2 separate regions of the Homo sapiens genome follow, and region 1 is linked to region 2. A link is an interaction called in ENCODE POLR2A ChIA-PET data of the cell type or tissue named here. Cell type or tissue: OCI-LY7. All regions are shown on one strand. Links, peaks and the distances in the headings refer to the core of each region. The heading gives the core; the rest is flanking DNA.

Evidence for each region. ChIA-PET counts read pairs that join two places held together with the same protein. Peaks named below come from ENCODE experiments on the same cell type or tissue, not always from the same donor. Only the 100,000 strongest peaks of a DNase experiment are listed, where the experiment ranks them.
Region 1: POLR2A ChIA-PET joins it to region 2 with 6 read pairs; 5 of 35 experiments call an interaction of 5 or more read pairs at or near these places.

Annotation. Positions count from the first base shown.
Region 1 is chr1:58,539,851-58,543,941 of GRCh38, forward strand. All of the region lies in intron 1 of OMA1 (OMA1 zinc metallopeptidase), which reads right to left. It also overlaps a transcript of DAB1 not described here. Among named protein-coding and RNA genes, the nearest start is that of OMA1, 4.8 kb to the right of the region's middle. In OCI-LY7, for the core only: no CTCF peak of the experiment used is centred there; no DNase peak of the experiment used is centred there.
Region 2 is chr1:58,772,180-58,778,070 of GRCh38, forward strand. No RefSeq gene overlaps it. Among named protein-coding and RNA genes, the nearest start is that of JUN, 8.9 kb to the right of the region's middle. RefSeq lists enhancers at 1,135-1,334, 1,966-2,025. In OCI-LY7, for the core only: no CTCF peak of the experiment used is centred there; a DNase peak (open chromatin) is centred at 1,402.

The DNA.
Region 1 (4,091 bases), core at 1,592-4,091, 230 kb before region 2:
AATCGAAGAGATAAAGCTGGGAGGTCAAGTAAACCAAGGTTGCTAGAGCTCACAGGACAGAGGACAAGAGAAGACAAGAGCTGCACAGAGAAATAACTCTAGAGTTCTGCAGAGAATCCCCCTCCCATATTCAGCTGAGTCCTGTCTGGGCATATGTGTAAGAAAATTCCCTGGAGCTGGGAAAGGGCCACCTGAAAAGATTGCAGGGAATAATATACAGGGCTCACACAGGGCATGGTATACTGCCTATCCCCTCCCCACCATTCAAAGTGGAAAACCTTATCATTCGTGGGTAGAGTACTCAGAAGGGTTTTGCCTCAACATTAGAGAAAGATTAGTCTGAGACCGAAAGCTGCTCTGGCCCCACCTAACAAATATTAAAAGCAACCCCCAAAAAGATTAAATGCTTCCAAGCAACAACTGCATCCCAGGAAAAAAAAAAAATCTAAACAGGTATTAGGACACAAAACTATTTAACACTTAACAAGGTGCAATTTATAATTAAAAATCACCAAGCATGCAAGCAGCAAGATATGTGATCCACAATTAGAAGAAATATCAATCAGTGGAAACTAACTCCTAAATAAACAAATAACAGCATTAGTAGATAAGGATATTAGTTATTGTAACTATACTGCACATGTTTAAGAAGCTAAAGGAAAATATGAGCATGTTATGTAGAGATATGTAATATATTTCTTTAAAAGACCTAAACTTTTAGACAAGAAAACTGTAAGAACTAAGATGAAAAACATACTAGATGAGACTAACAGCAGATTAACATTGTAGAAATAAAGATTTGTGACTTTGAAGACGTATCAATAGAAACCATCTAAAATGAAATACAGAGAAAAAATACAATAATAAAAAAAGGCACAGGGCATCAATGAGGTATGCAATAACTTCAAGTGGCCTAATATTCATCTAACTGAAGTCCCCAAAAAGCGGGGAGGAGGTGTAGACAGAAAAAAAAAACACTTGAAATAATGGCCAAAAGTTTTCCAAACTTGATGAAAATTATAAAACCACAAATTCAAAAAGTTTAACAAATCCTACACAAAAGAAACACAAAGGAAAAAAACTACAAGGCACATAACTTCTTAAAATCAATGAAAGATAAAATCTTAAACTTGACATCTTAGGTGAACTGTATAAATTCATTGAAAAACACAAAAAAAGCTGGGCATGGTGGCTCACGCCTGTAATCCCAGCACTTTGGGAGGCCGAGGCAGGTGGATCATTTGAGGTCAGGCATTCGAGGCGTGAAACCCCGTCTCTACTAAAAATACAAAAATTAGGCAGGTGTGGTGGCACTTGCCTGTAATCCCAGCTACTCAGGAGGCTGAGGCAGGAGAATCGCTTGAACCCGGGAGGCGGAGGTTGCAGTGAGCCGAGATGACGCCACTGCATTCCAGCCTGGGCAACAGAGTGAGACTCTGTCTCAAAAAAAAAAAAAAAAAAAAAAAAAAAAAAAAAAAAAAAACAGGAAAAACACAAGAAAGTACATACTCTGATTACATCTCTATAATATAAACTGCAAAAAATGCAAACTAATCCATAGTGACAGAGAGATGAGTGACTGCTTGAGGAGTTGTAGGAAAAAAGCAGCAGGGGAAGGGATTACAAAGAGTGGTGCTTGCCTGTAAACCCAGCTACTTGGGAGGCTGAGGCAGGAGAATCACTTGAACCTGGGAGGCAAGAGACTGCAGTGAGCCAAAATTGTGCCACTACACTCCGGCGTGGGCAACAGAATGAGAACCTGTCAAAAAAAAAAAAAAAAAAAAAAAAAAACCAAAAACAAAAAACAAAAAAACCCAGATTGAGGGAATCTAAATATGAATTGAATTTCAAGTTGTTTTAGGTAATTATTATTTTCTTAGGTGATAATATTGTGGTTATCTGACTATTTTATTCCTGAGATACTTGCTGAAGGATCTGTTCATGATAAATAAAACTCACTTTCAAATTGTACAGCAAAGGTACACACACAAAGGACATAAAGTCAATAAACAAAATATCAGCAATCATTGTATCTCAGTGATAGTTACATATGTGTTCCTTAAATTTTTCTGCATGTTTCAAAATCTTCATATAAAAGTTGGGGAAAAAAATATGTAAACTTCAACCTAAGCTAATACGATATTATCTAGAAAGATGCTCCAGGACTACCAGTTTTAATAGTATTATCTATATATCAAACCATTTGAAAATTACTCAAATTTATTTTTTATGTAATTCATACATCCTGCCCTTGCACTGTTAATGTATAATGTTAATAAAGGGCATGCTAAGTAAAACATTAACTTTGAGTTAACCCTTTTTGAAATACAACCAATTTTAAATTAGTAAAGTCCAGGCTGATATATAATAGTTTGACATTATTAACAAGATACTTTGTTTTTACTTTTTTGAACCAAGCTGAAAAATTGTTAAATAATTTAAGCCTAGAAGTCATTTCACAATTCATACTGGAGTAGCTAGTAAGGTTTTCATTGGCTAGGGGCCATGAGAGTTATGCAGCACAGAATATAGTCCTGCTCTCATGGAGGTTATAATCTAGTTGGGGAGACAAAACTGAACCTAAGTAAGACTATTAGGGGATAATAAAATTCAGTTATTAAATACTACATACTGTATGCATTCTTAAAAAGACATCCATGAGTAGCTGAAGAGTTCAGGAAGGCAGCAATTATTTTTCATGCCATTTAGGCAGATGCAGAAAGACAAAAAAAAATGGAAAGAACTGTTTTAAATGGGAAAGTGTTTTAAGGTTTAAATGTAAAGTCTTCTTCTAGAAGTCAAACTGCAAAAACAACCCAAGCCCACTTTCTTTCCTTGACCTCAAATCTGATGATTTACTGTAGTAGATAAGCTTCAGACACTTGCCCAAGCACAAGTCCTTTTCCAAATGTGCATCTTACAGCCTCATTTTAGGGGACAGGCTTAGACGGCCACATTCATCCCTAGCAACCCCTACCATTAGCTACAGAGCTAGGAGTAGGTATTTGATACTGAAAAGATTTTACATAAAACAGTATTCCGCACAGGAATATAAGGGCATGTGTAAGTTGGGTCTACAGCGGGTGCTATGGCTAAACAAAGCAATATGAAAGCAAGAACTACAAACAAAAAGCTTTTTTAAAAAAAAAAAAGTGGATCCACAGAAAAGACAATGGACTATTAAGTGTAGACAGAAGATAAGTGAGAGACCACAAAGCCAGAGTGAATATGAGAGAATAAGACCTCCCTGATTCCCATGAAACCATTGTACTTCCTACACTTAATTGAGCTTCATGAGCTTTTACTTTATCCCCAAAATAATGCGCTTTCTTCAATGAGTTTCTGTATTCTGCAAATAAATGATCTCTAAGACGTTTACATGGTATAAAACAGTTATACATTTGTTTTTGTAAATTGACAGCATTTTAATATTATACATGTTGTTTACTGGAACTAGCTGAGGGTTCCTCCTACACTTTGCAAAGCCAAATTTACCAATTTTCAACATTTAATCAGTTCCAGAAATACTGGATTATCTCTACAGCAACTTTAGCATCCAAAATATCTCAGCCCACATTAAATCAGTCATGTCAATTCTACCTCCTTCTTATCTCATTCTAGCCTTTCCTGGGCTCTGTGGTCTTATGGTGTTGATCACTACCCACCTAATCTCCCTGCCTTATTTCACCACTAACCCCTCCCACTACAGTTTGACCCCAAACTAGAGCTAAAGCATTATTTCTAAAATGCAAACCCTGGCAACAGAATCCTACCCCGACAATTAACATACAGTCCTACCCTGGTAAATACCAGGTAATCATTTAAAAAATGACATGATGATCTGTAAATCTTTAAAAGATTTAAAAGATAGCAATCTCTGGCAAAGGGATATACAAATTTAAAAATAATAATAAATGCTACCTAAAAACTTCTGTATAACAGAGGTGGCAAACTCAAACGTCTAAAGAAGCACCATACAACAGACCTTTCTACAATGATAAAAATGTTCATGTCTGCACTGTCCAATAAGGTAGCCCCTACATGTGGCTACTGAGCATTTGAAATGTGACTGGTGCATCTGAGGAATGAAA
Region 2 (5,891 bases), core at 1-2,500:
AAGATAAGACTTTAAGAAGACATTGACCAGAATTGCCCATTGAGAGACCAAAAAGTAAATAATGAGTAATGCATTGTGACCCAATTTTAGAAAGGCAGTAGATACCTCTAGCCTGGTCTGCAAGGTTTGATAATAATAACAGCAACAATAATCACTAAATGGATGAGCTCTGGTAGTTGACATTTTCTTTTGATCCCCCCAGTATCTACTCCCTCCTAGATCCTGATTTTCCTTTGAAGATACCCTCTTTCCTCCCTGTCTGGCCATGTGCTTTGAATGACTCCACAACCTTGGTTTCAGAGGTGGGCACTTGACCTACACTTAAGCTGGTCAATATATCCCACTTCACCCCTTGGCCATACTGATTGGTTCAGGGATGTGTATGTGACCCAATTAGATCAATGAAGCATAATTCTGGGAGGCTGTGAGAAATTGCTGTAGCCCTCTGACCCCTATGGATGGAGAGTTGGGACTTTCTGGACACTACCACATGGAGACTGAAGATGAAGCTAACACTTTCCAGAGCAAGCTGAGTGACAGACAGAAATCAAAGCCTGATGATACCATTTGAACCCTGTATATAGCCATGTCTGGAGCTACATCTATGATGGTTTTTGACTGATATATTTCAATAAAAATCCTTTCCATTTAAACTAAGTTTCCTGCCTCTTGCAACCATGGAATTCTAACTGATACATTTATGATTTGCTGGCACTAGGTTAAGTAAGCTCTTTTACATATATTGACCTATTTAATCGTTACAGCAACACAATGGGAGTAGATATTATATTATCTCCATTTCACAGTGAATGCAACTGAGGCTTAGACAAGTGAAATATTTTCCCACTGACAGCTCGAGGTTGATATTAGAATTCAGATCTTAGCCACTATGCTGTTTCCTCGGCATGCGAATATGGCTGGAGAGTGGCAGCATGGTTCTTTCTCAGGATTCCATATCCTCTCAGGCACTTCATCCAGTTCTCTCCCTCCCCTCCCCAACACTGGTAACCCATTCCTTCATTTTGCTGTCCTTTCCCTCATCTCTTCTCCCAATCTCACACCTTGACTTCAATACTCCCAGGAGATAAACATTAGGCCCTCCACCTAGCAAGTTCAGAGAGCTCAGGTTTAGAGCAAGCTCAGAGAGCCTAAGGCAGGAGACTGGCTGAGATGACCCCTGCACAGCCCCCAGGCCACCTTGTTGTGGAAGCTATGGCCTTAGCCTGGGTGCTGGTGATTGCTTCTTCCTTTTCTGGCACAGAGCCACTCTCAGAGGCTTCTTTGACAGCACCTAGGGCAAGCCAGGCTGATAGGCACCCTGCTCGAATAAGGCATTTCACTGCCTGGGCATTTGTGTGCAGCTGGCTCTGTTTGAAATCCTGCCTCTTTCTGACTTCACTTCCTGAATGTGCTGACAGGCCTCTGAGCCAAGCCAAACAGGTTCACAATGCAGTGCCTGCAGAGTATTCCCCCGTGAGTGCAGCTGGGGAAACAAAACTTTTCTCCAGCCCACAGAGAGGACCTGCCAGCCCTTATATGACCAAGAAGTAGGCCCTGTGAGACCTCGTTGAATCTTAATGGGAAATGTTTTTATTTCAGCTGTGTGTGTGTGTGTGTGTATGTGTGTGTATGTATTCCTGATTGTATTCCTGATTTTTTTTTCTTAAATTAACAAGTCGACAGTAAAAACTAGCTAATTATTCTGTGCCTGCTGTATATAAGTGCTTTAGATGTATGTTCCTCCCAACAACCTTCTGTGGCAGCCATGATTGGCCTCATTTTTGCAAAGAAAGAAATTGAGGATTAGCAATCAATGGTAAGGGACTGGCTCCATGCTCCCCAGCTACAAGTGGCAGAGGCTAGATTTAACGCAGGGGCACTTCACTCCAAAATCTGCATGCCTCTGAGTCATAATACCTCAATTCTCTCCCCTAACTCATAATACCTCAATTCCTGATGTGTTTGTTCAGAAGTGCAGTGAGGAACAGTGGGAAGGGCAGAGGCTCTAGTGTCTTTCTAGCTCTGAAGTTTGGCAAGATAGTTTTTTTCTCTAAATCTCAGTTCCTCATATACAAAATGAAATAACAGTGCCTGTGTGGCAGAGAAGTTGCAGAGTTCAATGAGATAGAAATTTACATGGCAGTACTATTCAAGAGCAAGGTCCTGTGTGGACAAAGCCAGTTCTTTGGAGTCAGGAAGAGTTGGATTCAGCTTGAGCTTCTACAAGTCACTTATTTCCTAAAGTTGAACAAGACCTGATGCTCCATTTCCCCTTAACACCAACCCTGGAAGTCCTAACACAATGCCTGCTACATAGGAGACATGTAGCAAATGGTATCTATTATAAATATTATATACGTGTCGGTTTTTATTATGCTTGTAGCAAGCATTATTGGTTCCTACCAGAGGATATCGTTCCTACTGTTGGTTCCTACTAGAGTTAGAATATACTAGGTAATGCTATAAGAACAAGCAACCCTCAAATTCAGTGCCTTAAAGCAACAAATTCTTGGGGGATTTTGCTCATGCTAAATGGTCACTGTGGGTATGCTGGTGGTCAGGAGTTGTGGGAGAGGAGAGTGGACTCTGTCCACATCACTATCGTTTAAGGACACAGGCTGATGGACATTGCATTCCTGTGTGTCCACAGTTGCCAAGGCAAAGAAAAGGGAAGATGTTGAATCTTGTAGTTGCTCTCAAGGCGTCCTATCTTGGTGTGATATGTCACCATTGTTTGCATTTCATTGGCTGATGCAAGTCAGAAGTCCTCTCGCTTAAGTTCAAGGAGGTAGGAGATGGCAAAGTACAAGCAATCATGGTGGGTTCATTTCCTAGTCATGAATGATTTTGAGTCTAGGAATATGACCTGCTCCTGTCCAATGGGACAAAAGGGCAAGTCTACTGGGGTGGAGGTGGGGAGCCGCTAGGAAAGTTTCTCTTGTTAATAAAAACAGAAAGATGATAGTAAACATTCCTGCATTGCTGGTGACTATTGTGTTGACTTATGATGCCGGAAATGCTGCAGGTATCTTGAGTGCTCACAAGAAACTTCCTTGACACACTGAGAATGGTGAAATGAAAAGATAGGAGGCACCTGAACCCGTGATTATGTCATTAAGCCACTACATTAGCCACTCGTGGACTTGTTTCATAGCTGGTCTTCTGGTTTACGTTGCATGTTCTGTTGCTGGCCCCTGCACACATCTTAACTGGTAGAATGGTCAATAATAGAACAATTCAGATGCCTGCCCATTTTTCTCCAGGATAACATAATATCAGGAAAAGTTTCCCCCTTCAAGCATGAACCTAAGATCAATCAATACACCCTGGAAGAGATTAGTCATCAGCCCAAGGTGATGAATGTACAATCCTCAGGATATTTGGGAAATATTCAAATTCTGTCCAGGGGACCAGTGAGTACCTACAACCTAAGAAGGCAATAACTGTATTGGTCATCTGGTAACACAATTGTTTGAAGCAATAATGAGGCAATCATCAAACAATGTTTTTTAGTGATGTACATGAAAGAAGTTTGTATAGCAAGAAACTCTCAGGGCTTCTCAGCACAGAAGTGTTCGTTCTCTCCAGAGAGGGGGAGTTTGCAGAGAGGCAAGGAGAGTTCATTAGACATTGCTGCGGCATGGACAAAATATCCCAGGAGACTATCTGATTACCTTTGCTCAGATGCTGTGCACATCAAAGAACCTTCTGATAACTAATTCAGTCCTCAGGGTCCTTGATGTAGACGTAGGGGTGTGCACTGAGTAAGAGACCCAAGGTCACCAGGATTTCTGTTTCTTGGAACAATATAGGTGAAAAATATGGTTCTTGATGCCTGGGGACCAAATTGTGCCCCACCAGTTACTGGAGCCATGGCCTCAACAAAAGCACTTAAAACTCACTGGGAGCCTCAGCTTCTGCTCCCATGAAACATGACTACTATCAATGGGCATCCCGAGAACAGTGGTGAAAATAACATGAGACAGAAGAGGCAAAAGAGCTTTGGAAACTACAAGAGTATGGATGGGTGAGTACAAATGTCATTGCTCATCACTCTTTCTTTTGCTTAGTATGCTCCAGGGATTCAGGCCTTCTCATAACTACTAGGGTGCACCAGAGTCTTTCCCAGGCTCTCCTTCATGCTGATTCTTCACCTGGGATGTCTCACTCCTATTCATCTGCTCTTCACATGGGGAACTCTTAGTCTAAGATTTCTCAGCTCAAGTAGTTCTCCAGAAATACTTTGTTGCCAACCCAATTTAGATCTTCTCTTTATTAGTGCCCAGTTCTTTTTCTTCATTGCACTTTAATCATATATTTATTTGTGTGTTTCTTTTCCTTCCTCCCTCCCTCCCTCCCTCTCTTTCTCTCTCTCTTTCTTTCTTTCTTCACGGAATCTCTCTCTGTCGCCCAGGCTGGAGTGCAGTGGCGCCATCTCAGCTCACTGCAACTTCCGCCTCCTGGGTTCAAGTGATTCTCCTGCCTCAGCCTCCTGGGTAGCTGGGATTACAGGCACCCACCACCATGCCCAGCGAATTTTTGTATTTTCAGCAGAGAGACAGGGTTTCACCATGTTGGCCAGGCTGGTCTCGAACTACTGACCTGAAGTAATATGCCTGCCTTAGCCTCCCAAAGTGCTGGGATTACAGGTGTGAGCCACCATGCCTGGCCTTGTGTGTTTATTTACTGTTCCTTTTAGCTAGATGAGAAACTCCATGAGGGAAGGCATCCTGTTGCTTTCACTCTTCTGTGTTCCTGGTTTCTGGCACAAAATAGGATTTCAATATTACTTGTGGTAGAAAATGAGTGCTATGGGAATGTAAAATGTTATTATCAGTTCCCTCAACATAATTTGTTTATACATCAAAGAGTTTATAAAGTTTGGGTCAACTAGCCTCATTGAGCTTAATCAATTCTAGGTGACCAGATAAAGTCAGGTTTGGTCTTGCAGCAGTGAAGACCAGTTCTGTGCTATAACCCTGGAAGGCCTGGCCTACACGGGTGCAGGTCTGTTTCATTCACATCTGTTTATTTGAGCTTCCTGACTCTGAACAGGTGGGCTCTAGACCATTTTGTGAGAAGATTTTCTTTCAGGTATCAAATGGACCCAATGGAGAGGAAAATGTAAGCATGGAGCAGGTAGCATAAGAGGAAAGCAAACCTCCTGGTATCCCTCTTTAGGCCTAACTCATCAGAAAGTTACATAAGAAGAAAGGTGGCATGATGTAGCCTGGACCAAGCCATCTTCTTCCCATTTGTCCCCCAACTGTAAGACTACTTTAAATACCACAGGCATTCTAAATAAAACTGAAAACCTATCTTTGGTATTTCACCCCTTACCTAGCTTCTTCTTCACCAATCCATCCTCCAAACTGTTGCCAGCATGAATCATTCTTAAGCTGAGGGTATTATGTCCCCACTCTGTTTCAAATTCACCTGCTTTCTCCGTCACCTATAGGATAACATGGAATGGATATTAAATCTCAACCCAAGCCTTCAACTTCCCTGCCTCTTCTCCCTTCAGTTTTCTTCTCGTATCTTTCTTCCGAGCTTCTCTAAGCAGCCTTCAGGTCCCTAAACACAAGACGTTTTCTCATACTTCTCTGCCTTTGCATGCACGTTTCTTTCCAATCTTTTCTGCCTGGTAAGGCCCACTGGATCAGCTCAAATGTCACCTCTCCCATAAAGCATTTTCTAATAATGTCTCCTTCTGCTCCCATCTGGCACCTTTTTCTTATAGCATATATCTTGTGCCTTTAGAATAGTTTCTATTTCATCTCCACATTCCACTCTACCAGAATGTGAGTTCCTTGAGAATAGGGATTATATTTTGCTCATCATTGAATCCCCACAGACAAGCAGAGGGCCTCAAAGAGACTCAGGACCAGAGG